3 separate regions of the Homo sapiens genome follow, and all the other regions are linked to region 1. A link is a contact called in ENCODE Hi-C or POLR2A ChIA-PET data. All regions are on one chromosome and are shown on one strand. The core of a region is the stretch at or near the end of the contact, and the rest is flanking DNA. Distances in the headings are between cores, read along the strand shown.

Region 1 (4,716 bases), core at 963-3,462:
TCAATCAGATGGGCAACCAGAGAATTAACCTCTTGATTTTTAAAAACAAAGTTTGTTGAACCTAAATGTCCAACAAAAAGGATTTGTTTTAAAATCCTGGTACATTCTAACAATGCAGTGCCTTTCAGTCATTTAAAATAATGCTGAGTGGACTATTTAATGATGTGGAAATATGGAAAAAGGTCCATAAACTATTGTGAAGTGGGGGGAAAGGCAGTTATCAAATGGTGTGCATAGAAAGTAATTATATAAATATAAATACACACAAAGTTACAAATGTCTGGAATGTTTTAGCAAATTAATGGTGACTTTTCTCTTGCATAAATAGATTTTTACTTATTTCAGCTCTACATGTACTTATTTTCTCATTTAGGAATCAAGATTTCACATGGCACCTCGAGGACAGGATTATTAATAGCCTTTGTGTCAGCCTGATGGTAAAGCTTTCTCTTTGAATCCTTTGTATAGTTGCTTTTCCTTCAGAAAGACCATCCCATTTACTCATCATGTGGTGAGTAAGCATAAGCAATCAAAATACAAGTACTATAAATATTGTAATTAGAGCCTCATCCTCTCGGTTAGACCCTCCCTAGCAAACACACCTCTCCCTAGCAAACACATTGTTTATATATTACTTTGATATTCAGAAAGAATTGGAACTGTGTCTGTAACCAGAATCTCCAAGGAGAACTAAGATGTACTGAGCACCTAACGTAATACATTCCTAGTGTTTTATATGTAGGATTGGTGATCGCAGATTTTAAGTTATGTGCCCAAGGTCACTTGGCTAAGTGACGAAATGCAGATTCAAATCCAAATCTGATTAATTGCAAAATTCTATGCCTTTCCCCCAGCAGAGAGTAAAGTCTCTAAAATATTTCTTGAGTACCTACTTTATGTCAGGCACTACCTATATAGATTCATTTGTTCCTTAAGATAACCTTGATAGGTAGTTATTGTTATCCTCAATTTACAAATGGGGAAACTGGTGTTCAGAGTGTTTAAACAATTTTTCCAAGATTACACTAGTGCTGCAAGCTGTACTCAGATTCATCTACAGTCAGGTTACACATAAGGACATTTGAATCTATGGTGGACCACAAATATGATGGTGGTCTTGCATGATTATAATGAAGCTGTCTTATGTACCACTTGTTAATCTTTTATGCCATATTTTTACTGCACCTTTTCTATGTTTAGATACACAAATACTTACCATTATGTTACAATTGCCCACAGTATTCAGTACAGTAACATACTATGCACGCTTGTAGCCTAGGAGCAATACGCTATACCATGTAGCCTAGGTGTGTAGTAGGCTATACCATCTAGATTTATGTAAGCACACATTACAATGTTTGCATAGTGATAAAGTCACCTAACAACACATAACTTGGAACATAGCCCCGTTGTTAAGCAACTCCTGACTGTATTTCAAAACTGAGCTTTTCCTACTACACCACTGTATTAGTTTGCTAGAGTTGCCATAACAAAATACCACAGACAGGGTGTTTAAACAATAGAAATTATTTTCACAGTTCTGGAGGCTGGCAGCCCAAGATCAAGGTGCAGGCAGGTTTAATTTCTCCCAAGCCCCGCTGCCTTCACTTGCAGGTGGCCACACTCTCACTGCGTCCTCACCTGGCCTTTTCTCTGTGTCCATGCATCCCTGGTGTCTCTTCGTGTATCCAAATTCTCTCTTCTAATGAGGACAGCAGTTAGATTTGATTTGTGCCCACCATACAACAACTACCCTACAAAGTCATGATACAGATCTTTTACAGACTTTCTTCAGTTCAGGTTTTTACCTGTTTCAAGGACTGTAAGCTTCTCAATCTATATGTGTGCATAATTCCAACATGTTTTCCACACTACATGTAAAAGTTTAGAAATACATTGCAGAAAAGATAGGAGGACTAGAATACTTAGCAGCAGAGTGTACAACTGTGTAGAAAAGGAATTAATTACACCCATCTTTCTTATGGTTTATGGTTTATTGTTCAGGCTTCTGAAGACAATGTAGAAACACAAGGGCTGAGCCTGGCCCTGTATTTCATAAAACTCAGTCAAGCCCCAGGGTTAGGTGGGGGTGATGCCTTAGGGATGTTTATGGTCCCCAGACATACCACCTCCTCACATCCTGTGGAGGGAAATATGGCTGAATGAGTCAGCGGCTAAGCTGGGAATTGCCACAGGACTTCTGGAATGGTATGTTCAACATGGAAAAATGAGAACAATCCCCCACGATCATTTTCACCCTGAATCAGTATTGATTCTAAAGATGATTCATTCAAGATAAAGCCAAATCCTCCACCTACATAATTTTTGAGCCATTAGAAAGAAAGAAAAAAAAAAACCACTTATATATAAAAATATATATACTTTTAGGGCATTTCTCTTTTCATACTTTTGGCAAATATAGAAAGAATGCAAGAACTTTGACTCAAATGTTGTAGATAATAGAAATGGATAGATTAGATGGATAGACACATACATACACAGACACACACAAATATCACAAAACATGGTAAAAATCTAGTCAATAATCAAGGCATTCAGATAGTATAGACACACAATTAAGAAATTTTCTTTGAAATCTAAACTATCTACACTGGTGAACTTCATAAGACATTTTTTCATTCTGTTTTCCTTTTTTCAGTGTAGACTTGATCTAAGCTATCAATTACTAACAGCCTTCTAAAATCAAGAAGAATGTCAACAAAATTATGTAGCTAACAAAAAGATTAGCGTGTTTTTTGTGTGTTTTTGTCCTAATGGTCTAAATTGTTTTACTAAACTGGTTTGTTGTAGAATATTTATTAATACAATAAAAATTAATCCAAAAGGTTTGGAAAAGATTTCAGGAAACAAGCCCAACTTGAAGCAATGTGGCTAGATAACCCAAATAGTTGATGTCATTCTTCACCCTTTATTTAAGAAAAGCTTTCTTTGGTTAAGTATGTAACCTCATGCCAACACATCATTATTTTCAGTCATGCACTGATCTAGTTTCCAATGTAGACACGGCAGCTGCTTTCTTTCTGTGGAACCAGGGACATACTGGGAGGGTTTTAGCTTTGGTTCATTCACACATTTCAGAGTCCCCACATTCTCCTGTATATGTGTTTTGGGGTTTTGGGTTTTTTTGTTTTGTTTTGTTTTCCTTTTTGTTTTTGAGATGGAGTCTCTCTCTCTACAGTGGCATGATCTCAGCTCACTGCAACCTCCACCTCCGGGGTTCAAGCAATTTCTCCTGCCTCAGCCTTGCCAATTGCTGAGATTACAGGCACACACCACCATGCCTGGCTAATTTTTGTACTTTCAGTAGAGATGGGATTTCACCATGTTGGCCAGGCTGGTCTCGAACTCCTGACCTTAAGTGATCCACCCGCCTTGGCCTCCCAAAGTGCTGGGACTACAGGCGTGAGCCACCGCGCCTGGCCAGTGTATATGTGTTTTTGATTCCTGTTTCAAGGAATAAGATTGATAAAGAACCCCATGGGTAGCTTAATATTGCCAACATCCTACCAGCTAATAAGCTGGAGCCAATACCCAATCATGAGAACACTCAAACAGGGCACCCTAGCCAGCCAGAGTGTGGATTCTCTGTCCACTGCACAGTCATAATGGTGGCTACAAAAACTTGGAGAGAAGAAGCTTCCAGCCAGGTCATCAGTATCAACAAATTATGATTTGTTGATTAGCATGACTGCCTGGATTATAAACATCTAGCTGCAGTGATAAATCATATTTTTTCCCCGAATCAAGAATTCCATGACATAGTTTCTCAGGTTTCTTTGACCTTGGAAGATTTATGGGACAGGTTATATGGGGGAGAAGCAAATATGCAGCAGGTATTACCTCAAATTTGAAAAGACCTACATACCTCTTTGGGACTAGAACAAAGGTAATGCACAAAACAACAGCATATAAGAATTATGTTAAGAAGGAAAATTTTGAAGTTCGTCATTTGCATCTTCAGCTTCCTCTGTCTGCTCCTCCATCCTCATTCACCATTCTTTAGGCTCCAGGGCCTTACGTTTTTAGAACTCTTTTCCCACCATTTTTGGAGTCCAGTGCCTATTCCTTCTCACTGAGGACCTGATGAAACCCTTGTCAGGGTACGGTCAAGGCAGTGCAGCTGTTTGACTGCTATTCAGCTCATCTTCTTGCAAGGTCATTCCATGCCTGTGGTATCTTTTGATTTCTTCTGCATCCCATGCTAATCCATGGAAGAATAATCACTTTCCTGTCCAGCAGCAGACATGTTACAGACATGAATTCTCAGTCTGGAACCAGCTGTTCAGATTTCAGACATAAACATTCAACATTTCATCAACTGTGTTTCTATAAGTACCAGTCGCCCCCACCCCCCGCCCCCCATCCATTTGCTACTTCACTTATCCTTGCAAAAGCGGAAGGTATCACAATCTTCTCATCTGTAAAAATGCTTTCTTTATCTTGTCTGATGTGCTGGAAGGAGTCTTACAGGCCTGTCTAACCCATGGTGGGGAGAGAACAACTTCTAGACCGAAATATTCCCTAAAGTGGTCTCTCTCCAGCTGTTCCCTAGCAATGTTTGGGTGTGCTGTTTTTCCAGGGGGTTGCTGTTTAACTGATTCTTGTCCACAGTGTACTATGCTTGATTACTAAGCTTTAGTTTTAGTTGGCTCAAAAAGATAAACCCTACTTTAAATATTTTTAGGAAACTCAGCC
Region 2 (4,716 bases), core at 1,085-3,584, 96 kb before region 1:
AGAGTTTCACCACCCAAAAAATAGCTTCCCTTGCTTCACCTATTCGACCATCTCTCTTCTAAACCCCTGGCAACCATGGATCTGTTTGACGTCTCTGCAGTTTTTGTTTGTTTTGTTTTTACCCAGAATGTCATAAAAATTGGATCATACGGTATCCAAACTTTTCAGATTGGCTTATTTCACTTTGAAATATGCATTTAAGATTTACCCATATTTTTGCATGGCTTGATAGCTCATTCCTTTTTATTGCTAAATATTATTCCATTATATGTATGTGTCATAATTTATTGATCCACTCACCTATTAAAAGACATATTAGTTGCTTCTAGGCAATTATAAATAAAGCTGCTACAAATATTTTTGCATGTGGATTTTTCATGTGCATGCACATATTGTGCACATGGACATATATTTTCACATCAATTGGGTAAATAATTGAGAGCCTGATTGTTGGATCATATGGTAAGACTAAGTTTTGCTTTACTGCTAAGCTGTCTTCTAAAGTGGCTATATCATTTTGCATTCCCATCAGAAATGAATGAGAGTTCCTGTTGCTTAGCTTCCTTGCCAGCAATTTGTATTATCAGTGCTTTGGATTTTGGCTATTCGAATAGATGTGTACTGGCATCTCATTGTTGTATTAATTTGCATTTCACTAGTCACAAGTGATGTTAAGCATCTTTTCATATGTTTATTTTCCATCAGTATTTTTTTTGTGATGTATCTGTTCAGATGCTTTGCTCATTTTAAAATTGGGTTTTAGTTTCTCATGGAGTTTTTTTGACTTTTTTTTGTATTTTGGATAGAAGTTCTTTATCCAATATATGATTTGCAAATATTTTGTCATTTTACCCTCTTTGTAGTGTCTTTCATAGCATGACTCTCAATTTGCTTTTTTTTTCTGAACAATGTCATTCCATTTTTTCATATTATTCTATAAAATCACTTTTTAAAGACTGTAAATTATTCTATTATAGGACTGTACCATATAATGTGTTACTGTTGGACAAATATTTAGATGGCTTCCTGTTTTTCCTTTCTTTCAAGAAGAAAACAAAACAGTGATGGATATACTTGTAACTAAATATTCTCTTAAGTATTCACTTGAAATAAAATTCTTTAAGTGAAACTTCCATATCCAAAGGTATCACCTTTTAAAGACTTTTGCTAGAACAAATTCTCTTTTTCCTTGATCTGCCATGCTTACAAATTATTTCATTCCCTCTTTAGGTCAGAGTCAGAGGTAGGCCACAAGTGCATTTTGAAATATCAGATGCTTTGATACCTACTGTGTTAAACACACATAAAGCTGAGACATCAGAAGTATTCGGCCTCAAGTGAAAGCTGGATTCTAACCTTTATAAGAGTGACACCTCCCCATTTGTTTCAGTTTGCACTCTAAACCTTAATTTAGGCCTCCTCTAGAAAACCTGTGTACCAATCTGCCCATCCCCCAGTGGCTCAAAGTGAAGGTGTGTAAACAAGCTGGATGCTGTATGTCCAGTTATTCGGATTGCAGAGTTATCTGGGGTTCCAGGGAAACTGGTAGCAGCCCCATGGTGCCACCATTGCCTCCCCTCCTGTCTCAGCCTGGGTTAAGTCCCTCCACTGCATTCCTGTGCCATTTGATCTTAGACTTACTTTTTTGTTTAAATTTTTAATTAATTATTTTTTTCATTATACTTTAAGCTCTGGGGTACATGTGCACAACGTGCAGGTTTGTTACATAGGTATACACGTGCCATGTTGGTCTGCTGCACCCATTAACTTGTCACTTACATTAGGTATTTCTCCTAATGCTATCCCTCCCCCAGCCCTTTTTAATGTTTCTGCCTCTATGAGATTTTGAATATCTTAAACTGAGCTACCTAAAAATGTCATTTTTTTCATTTAAAATATATAATCAATGAAAACAAATGTTTTTGAAAATCCACCACATTGCCTGTTCCAAAACAGAGTTGGGCATCTCTCTCTGGGAGTAAAAGAATCACCCAGGTTTCTGCTCTGTTTTTATGCACCCAGTGTAGTCTGTAAATTCATACCCAGACCGAGCAGTGGAGAGAGTAAGCTGTAGCAGGCATTGGACTCACTGGCCTAGTGCTTACTTTAGCTTTGTAGACTTGGTTTTGTGCTGCCAGATGCTGCTGCTAACCTTTGGCTTACAGTAGTTTTGACAAACATGGAGGCTGTTAGTCAAAGGAACTCTGTCTCCCTAAGAATGTGTTGCGACACATTTAATTCAGAGCCACGTCAGTTGCAACAGATCTTGTGCTTTAACAAGTACCTTGGATCCTTGAGAGAATAAACTAGTCATGGCTTTACAGGCCTTTTAGGGAAAGCTACTGCTGCGCTCCGTGCTCTCTGGCGCTTGGGAATGCACAGCAGTGCTGGATGCCAAGAATATAAACAGCCAGAACGATATGTTCAGCATTTAGGAAATACAGCTGGACCCAGCAAATGTATATGACAGATAGACTCTGGGGCCAAAGAAATTTCCTCTGCACATTTTACCCACTTAAGTAATGTTAAACTGAAGGTCCTAGTATATCGCCCCATCATGACAGGTCTTTGAATATATGCTAATTAAAGGGCATGTCTATTCACTTCATTTGTGTCTCCTGTGTCTTTCTCTAGAGTTGTTTTAAGGCAGAGTATCATATCGCATCAAAACCGCTCCATAAGTCCTGCCACTCCACGTGCAATGCCATGAACTTGAAGAAACTGCTGGTAAGAGAAAGCAAATGCTGTGACCAGGCAAGTAAGTGTTGTCAAAGTGTTGTAAAACTACCCTGAACTTTTGGATCCAGAGTACTTTCCTTCCTTCCCCCTCCCTCGTCCTCTCTTTTCTTTGAGTATAAGTGGCCACAGCAACACATTTCCAAAGCTTAAACTTAGAACTTTTATCTGGGAAGTTTGTTTGGACAGTATTCAAATATAAGTGATAAAAATATACAAAGGCTGGCCAGGTGCGGTGGCTCACACCTGTAATCCCAGCACTTGGGAGGCCGAGGCAGGCAGATCATGAGGTCAGGAGTTCGAGACGAGCCTGGCCAATATGGTAAAACCCCGTCTCTACTAAAAATACAAAAAAATTAGCCCGGCATGGTGGCAGGCACCTGTAATCCCAGCTACTCGGGAGGCTGAGGCAGGAGCATCAGTCAAACCTAGGAGGCGGAGGTTGCAGTGAGCCGAGATTGCAACACTGCACTCTAGCCTGGGTGACAGAGCAAGACTGCATCTCAAAAAAAAAAGAAAAAAAAAAAGAATATACAAAGCCTATTTATGATTTTTAAAATTTGAATTCAAGGAAAGTATTGTTGCTTCTCTTAAAAGTTTTCGCTTAAGAACATGTTTTCATCTTCATTTTCCCTCATTCATCCTGAGGCCTTCAGCCCTCCCATAGCAAGAGAATATAAAAGAGGTGGGACAGAAAGAGTGAACAGGGCATCCCAACAAAGATGCGTTTTCCATTTTCCTCTGTATCTTGCAGCCTCTGTTACTACTGGGAGAGAGAGGAAGCTAATCAAAAGTGGAATGAATTTGTACTGTTTATAGGGCCTCCTCTTTCCCACACCCTTTACATACCTCACCTTACTTAATTCCATGACAATATAGTGAAGTCTATATTTTTATTCCGATATTACAGACACGTATACTAAAGGGCTCAGAGAGTAAGTAACCTGTTCAGAGTCACAGAGCTATAGCCGGGATTGGAGCCCAGGGCTGTGTGATTGTATAGAGCACCTTACGTGGTCCCTACCTACATTATGCTGAGTCCTTTTGCCTGCAATTAGGCTGAACTGCTGACAAGTCAGCTGGAAATCGTGGTTACAGCTGTAGGCCATAATCACAGGCAAACAATAATAAACAAAACATCTTCTGGGAGCTGAATTTGCAAAAACCTATGAAGTTATGGCAACTGCAGCCCTGAAGACAAGGCCCAGGTAGTACCCAGGCAGATTCAGAGAGAGCTGATGGAGAATAGGTATGAGTCTCCTACCTGGCCATTACTGTTTGGGTAGAACTTCCCTTCTCCCTCCTTCTGAAAACAAAAAACAAACAAACAAAAAAAAAAACTTGAACTCCACACAGGTTTTTTCTATTGCAGCTGCTGCAAACCAATGGGCTTTGGGGAACTGTGCTTCCCTTCAGAAAGGAAAGAGTATTTAACGATGAAAAGGAAGGTAAGAAAGAGGGATTTATGTGCCAGAAAATTTACATCATCTTTAGATGAAGGAGGGCTTGAAGGAAACATCCCAGCATGTAAAAGAGAAATGAGAAATGAGTACTTTTTAAAAAGTATCTATGTTCAACATTTCACAGGCATTGCTAAATCCCTTATTTTAAAAAATTATTTTTTCCCTCATATTAGCAATGTCACAATAGTCTCTATCACTGGAATTACACTGTATCATGCAAGGGGGTGGCAGAGGAAAGCACAGGCAGTGATGGATATACAGATCAACATAATGTGATGTGGCATCCCTTCTCAACCGCAAATACAATTACCTCCAGGGTGGCAGAACAGCCAAACTGCTTCAGTAGATTACTAGGATATTGCCTTGCTGCTCTAAATCCTAAGTCTATTTTCTGGGTTTCTATATATTTGTGGGGAAATGAATTTCCAGTTAAATCTTTGTTATTATCTCCCTAGAGCCAAAAATTGTGGGTGGGGCAAAGACTTATATTCAAAACAAATTTTATTCCTTGACGCTA
Region 3 (4,716 bases), core at 85-2,584, 68 kb after region 1:
TTTGAAATATCTGTGGCACTAGAAGTCATTTTCATGAATGTCTGACTCCCCCAGCTATATACCCAGCGGATCAGGGTCTCGGTCTGGTTCACTGCTACATTTCCAGCCACAAGAAGAATGCAGGCAGATAAACATTCAGTAAATTGTTGGTGCTGAGTGATTGTTGGCAATCATGATTCCCTAGATTTAGATAAGTAAAAATAATAGCAATTATTATCTTCTATGTGTAGACTCTTTTAAAATTGTTTTTGTAATTAGAATCTTTTCTTATCTGGAAATAAAGAAAGTGAAACACTGTAAACAGAAATTAACAATACACCTAAGGTGGCACATCCCATTAGTGGGAGATCAGTAATGAGAACTCAAGTTCTCTGCCTTGGCCCTCTGTTAATTAGAAGTTTGGGAAAGCTTTGGGCAGGTCTCTGACTTTCTAAGTCTGAAATCCTGTAGAGAAGCTAGAATTCTTTTTCAGAAAATACACATGACTGCCACAGTCATAGACAGACTTTTAGTTAGCATGAGGTACTGGTCTGACCCATTATAGCAGCATAATCATGCTCATATTGCTTTCTGTTGATTCACCTGAAATTTCAAGCATTAGAAGAGATCTGGTTATAAAAATTTTTTATTATCTGTCATCTATCAATTTTGTGTTTTGATTTAAAAATGCAACCAAAAAGATAACAGGAAAAGCACTGAAAATATACCATTGTTATGGTTATTCAAAGAACTTTTTTACAGTTTTGTAAAATTGCTAGCTCTCTACTTGGGTTTTTCTCTAATGATTCCACACAATTCACAGAGGCAGCTGAAAAGAAGGAAAAGGGCTTCTGGTAAGAAATATAAGAAGGCAAATGCAGCAACCGTGTGTAATTCTGATTTCTTTTCAATACGTCATGTGACATTTCTGATTATAAATTGATGGCAGACCCGCACTGGTATGAAAAATTTTCTGTTATGTCATGCAGACATGTTATTCATAACAATGTACCAGATGGAAAACGTGAGCACTTTAAATGGAAAGTGAGTTATTTGGTCTTTCTATTTTGTATAAATCTTCAAAGCATAAATTAAAAGCAGAAGAGTGCCTTGTACAGTTTCAAGATCTAAAAACCTCTACCATACTCTGCAAATTTCTCAGCAGTGTGAAGGACAGTGTGTTCAGCTAGCCAGACAGACAATCTTATCTATTCTCTATGTTGTTGTTCCACTCTGGGATGACTGGGTTAAAGAAAAATGTACCCTGAAATGAGTATTTCCAACTCTAAATATGCAACATGAACCTTGAGGCCAGACAGGGTTTATTTTAGTTTCTGCTCACAGTGCTGTGTGTGCTGCTTCATGTTGAAAGATTTCTCATTCAGAAAATATTTCAATCTTTCATGGTTTTGCAGTGACTACATAAAAGAAGACTCAATGCACAGAGAAATAATCTCTTAGATAGCCAATTGAAATGTATTTATTTTCATTTTGTATTGCCTGAATAATTTATGTGTTATGTTTTGCTACTTATAGAGATGAGGAACTTAAAAGGCAAGTTTTTAGAGCTAGGGAAGCTTTTGTTTTTCTTCCATAAACATCAAACTAGTACACAGAATGTCCTCATTAAGCAATATAATAAAATAAAAGGTGAATATTTAATACATAAGGAGAAATAGAAAAATTCACACTTACATTATTGCCATACACCTCAATGCATAAAAGAACTACAAAGCGTGAAACTGAAATGTCAGAATGACAAAACCTCTAAAACGGAAATATCTCCATTGGCCAAGAATCTATAAATTATTTCTACCCTTAAATACCAGCAAGGGAAACTATAGAGCATACGTTAAACTTGGAAAATAGGAAACAACGCTTCTGTGACAAGGACAATGTGGCATATCAAGTGCTTACACTACCCTGCCACTTCCTACTCCAATCCATCCCATATGGAACTGCCGGAAGAGCCTTCTGCAGTTCTGAACATGTTGCTCCCTGGGTTGAAAATATTCAAAGGCTTCTTCTTATCTACAGAATACTTAGAAACCCTCTAAGTCTTTAGTTTGGGGCTTGAAATATGTTGAAATATTTATAAAGCTATATTATGACAAAGATTTGCTTCAAAATAATCTGGGAGACAGAAGAGAAGGAGGGAGGAAGTAGAGTCATAGAAGGAATATAACTGATCATGAGTTGATCATTGTAGAAAATGGGTGGTAACCACATGGCTTTCATTATTCAACTTTCCCTACTTTTATGTGTTTATAAAGTTAAAAACAAAGCAACAACCCTTCACCTTAACATTCAAAACCTTCTATAATTTGGACCTAATAATTTACCTTTCAAGTTTACAGTCAACCCATTAAGCAACTAAAGTCACATCCAAATTCATTTTCAAAATTTTGTCCCTGAGTATATCTTTTCTTGACTCAGCGCCTTTGTTCCAGCCATTTTTCCTTCCTGGGATGTACGTGTCTCCCTGCTTTGATTATTGGTCCATATTTTCTGAGCCTGAGTTTCCTCCTCTTTAAAATAATGGGTATGGACCGGGTGCAGTGGCTCGTGCCTGTAATCCCAGCACTTTGGGAAGCCAAGGTAGGTGGATCGCCAGAGGTCAGGAGTTAAGACCAGCCTGACCAACACAGTGAAAACCCATCTCTACTAAAAATACAAAAATCAGTCAGGCGTGGTGGCACATGCCTGTAATCCCAGCTACTCGGGAGGCTGAGGCAGGAGAATCCCTTGAACCCAGGAGGCAGAGGTTGCAGTGAACCGAGATAGCACCACTGCACTCCCACCTGGGCAACAGAGCAAGACTCAGTCTCAAAAAAAATAAAAATAAAAATAAAATGACAGATATGGACTAGAAAATTCCCAAGGTCTCTTCCAGCTTGAAATTACTGAATAGGCTTGACACTCACTTCTAAAGGCAAAGATCTACTTAGGAATAAAATCTGTGGAACAGAGGACTCAACTAGCTACAGTCTGAGCTGGAACTGATGTCACCTGTAATATCAAGTTCTTTGGGGGATTTCAATAAAATTAGAATCCCCCCCCCAACCTTTTAAAAAAATGTTTCACTATTATTGACTTCTTTGAAACTTTTCATCTCATATGAAAGCTGGCCTAAATAATCTGTAAGGTCCACTTAGCAATACATTCCTGTTTCTGGGGAGACAGGATGCCTTAGGGAGAGAGGTACTTTGAGACTGAGACTAGGTCATTAAGGACTGGTTGTAGGAATTTGGCAAAAGAGTGTGAGATTGTGAAGCGTGGAAATGAAAAATGGGTTCTCCGTGTACCATCTGAGCACTAGTTCTCTTATGTCAAATGACTTAGAGTGAACATTTTTGTTGCTTAGATTTTCATTATTAATTGTTAACTAAAATCACTTGAGTGATTAAAAACTCTTGGCAGCCACTGAATGTAACAAAAAAGCAAAAATTTGTTAATAGATTATTCAAATCTACTTAAATTGTTTTAAGTGATTATTCAAAATAAATATTCTTATTGTCTGATTATAAAAGTCACACACATTTGAACCAAATGGCTTTGGTTATGTATCTCTGTTCCTCTTCCATGATCACTATCCCCCCTCACCCACCCACCAGAGTACAACAGGTATGTTTGTGCTCTGTGAGCCTGTCTGATTGGATCAGAGGGTAGAGATTCTCTCTATCAGGGTTCTATAGCTGGGATTCAAATTAATTAATCAATCTGAATGTTTACAGTGGGAACGTTACATCGGAGGCTCTGTGAGCCGACTGTTAGAACTCTTGGTTGACAATGACAGAAATGCAAACTCAAATGTGCTTAAACAAAATATAATAACTTATTGGCTCAATAACTTAGAAGTCCAGAAGCATGATATGTACAATGCAGCACCGTATAGATGCTCAAATGACATCTTCAGAGCTGAGCCCTTCCATCTCAGAGCTCACTTTTCTTTGGGGTGCCTTCATTCTCAGGAAGGCTGTTCCCACACAGAGGCAGAGTAATCACCAGTAGCATCACACCTACATTCTACCACTTTAGCAATTCCAAACGGAAGTGTGATTATTAATTAATTCTTTAAAAATTCTCAGGAAGGGTTTCCATTGGCCTAGTTTGGACTGCAAGCCCAGCCATGAACAAATAGTAAAGGCTGTTGGTAATCAGGTACTGCAGTGCTCTGATTACTGGGACCTGAATCAAAATCCCACCCTGAGATCAGCAGGACCTGAAAAGCATGCACTGAAAGTGGAGAATGAATGGGTCTTTAGAGGAAAATCGGGGGGTTTTCTCTTATCACAGGGTCACATATTAGAAAAAGAGGTGATAATATTAGGTTGGTATGAAAGTGATCGCAATTTTTGCCTTTATATTCAATGTAACATATTCAATGGCAAAACCGTGATTACTTTCACATCAACCTAATACTTAGTTAATTGACTATTAATTCACCGATCGGCTGAGGAACTATCTAGGGCCAGCTTTGGAAGAGCCCCTTCTTGGAGAGAAGATATATAAACAGAAATTTGCTAGCAGAATGGACTGACTGAGTGGCTGCAGACTTGGGCTTTTTATGATCTAAGTGGCTGTGGTGCTTTCCCATTCAACCGATTGACTACTGAGCCTTATTCATTGGTCATTGTTTATCTTTGCTTGGATTATGCTGGGAGAGAATGACCAAGGCATTTGGACCAATCCAAGGAAAAGCATATTTAGGGTTCCTACCTGGTCCACTGTATATGT

The links. Hi-C counts contacts between places; a loop is a spot of excess contacts on that map. ChIA-PET counts read pairs that join two places held with the same protein, here RNA polymerase II (POLR2A). Pooled maps may share reads with other maps.
Region 2: a loop to region 1 is called in a map of chondrocyte, with 3 times the contacts of the local background. The contact joins two enhancer-like sites. A Hi-C loop is called at or near these places in 5 of 168 maps with a recorded cell type or tissue (A673, aorta, chondrocyte and 2 more). POLR2A ChIA-PET finds 5 or more read pairs at or near these places in 1 of 52 experiments (HepG2).
Region 3: a loop to region 1 is called in a map of endothelial cell of umbilical vein, with 6 times the contacts of the local background. The contact joins two enhancer-like sites. A Hi-C loop is called at or near these places in 9 of 168 maps with a recorded cell type or tissue (IMR-90, PC-3, aorta and 5 more) and 6 of 50 pooled maps. POLR2A ChIA-PET finds 5 or more read pairs at or near these places in 3 of 52 experiments (AG04449, AG04450 and MCF 10A).

The regions. Positions count from the first base shown.
Region 1 is chr2:215,526,192-215,530,907 of GRCh38, reverse strand. No RefSeq gene overlaps it. Among named protein-coding and RNA genes, the nearest start is that of FN1, 92 kb to the right of the region's middle. RefSeq lists an enhancer at 1,585-2,784. Within about 2 kb of position 2,212, at least 5 of the 41 ENCODE cell types and tissues checked have a DNase peak (open chromatin) inside an H3K27ac peak, as active enhancers do; they include endothelial cell of umbilical vein, where a contact is called at or near this core.
Region 2 is chr2:215,622,154-215,626,869 of GRCh38, reverse strand. It overlaps LINC00607 (long intergenic non-protein coding RNA 607), which reads left to right. Exons shown (of 10, transcript NR_037195.1): 6 at 2,635-2,758; 7 at 4,109-4,184. The region is part of intron 2 of LOC102724861 (a long non-coding RNA gene); the gene reads right to left. Among named protein-coding and RNA genes, the nearest start is that of LINC01614, 94 kb to the left of the region's middle. RefSeq lists an enhancer at 1-192. Within about 2 kb of position 2,334, at least 10 of the 41 ENCODE cell types and tissues checked have a DNase peak (open chromatin) inside an H3K27ac peak, as active enhancers do.
Region 3 is chr2:215,457,414-215,462,129 of GRCh38, reverse strand. LOC102724849 (a long non-coding RNA gene) reads right to left here. Exons shown (of 4, transcript NR_110607.1): 3 at 1-180. Among named protein-coding and RNA genes, the nearest start is that of FN1, 24 kb to the right of the region's middle. Within about 2 kb of position 1,334, at least 2 of the 41 ENCODE cell types and tissues checked have a DNase peak (open chromatin) inside an H3K27ac peak, as active enhancers do; they include endothelial cell of umbilical vein, where a contact is called at or near this core.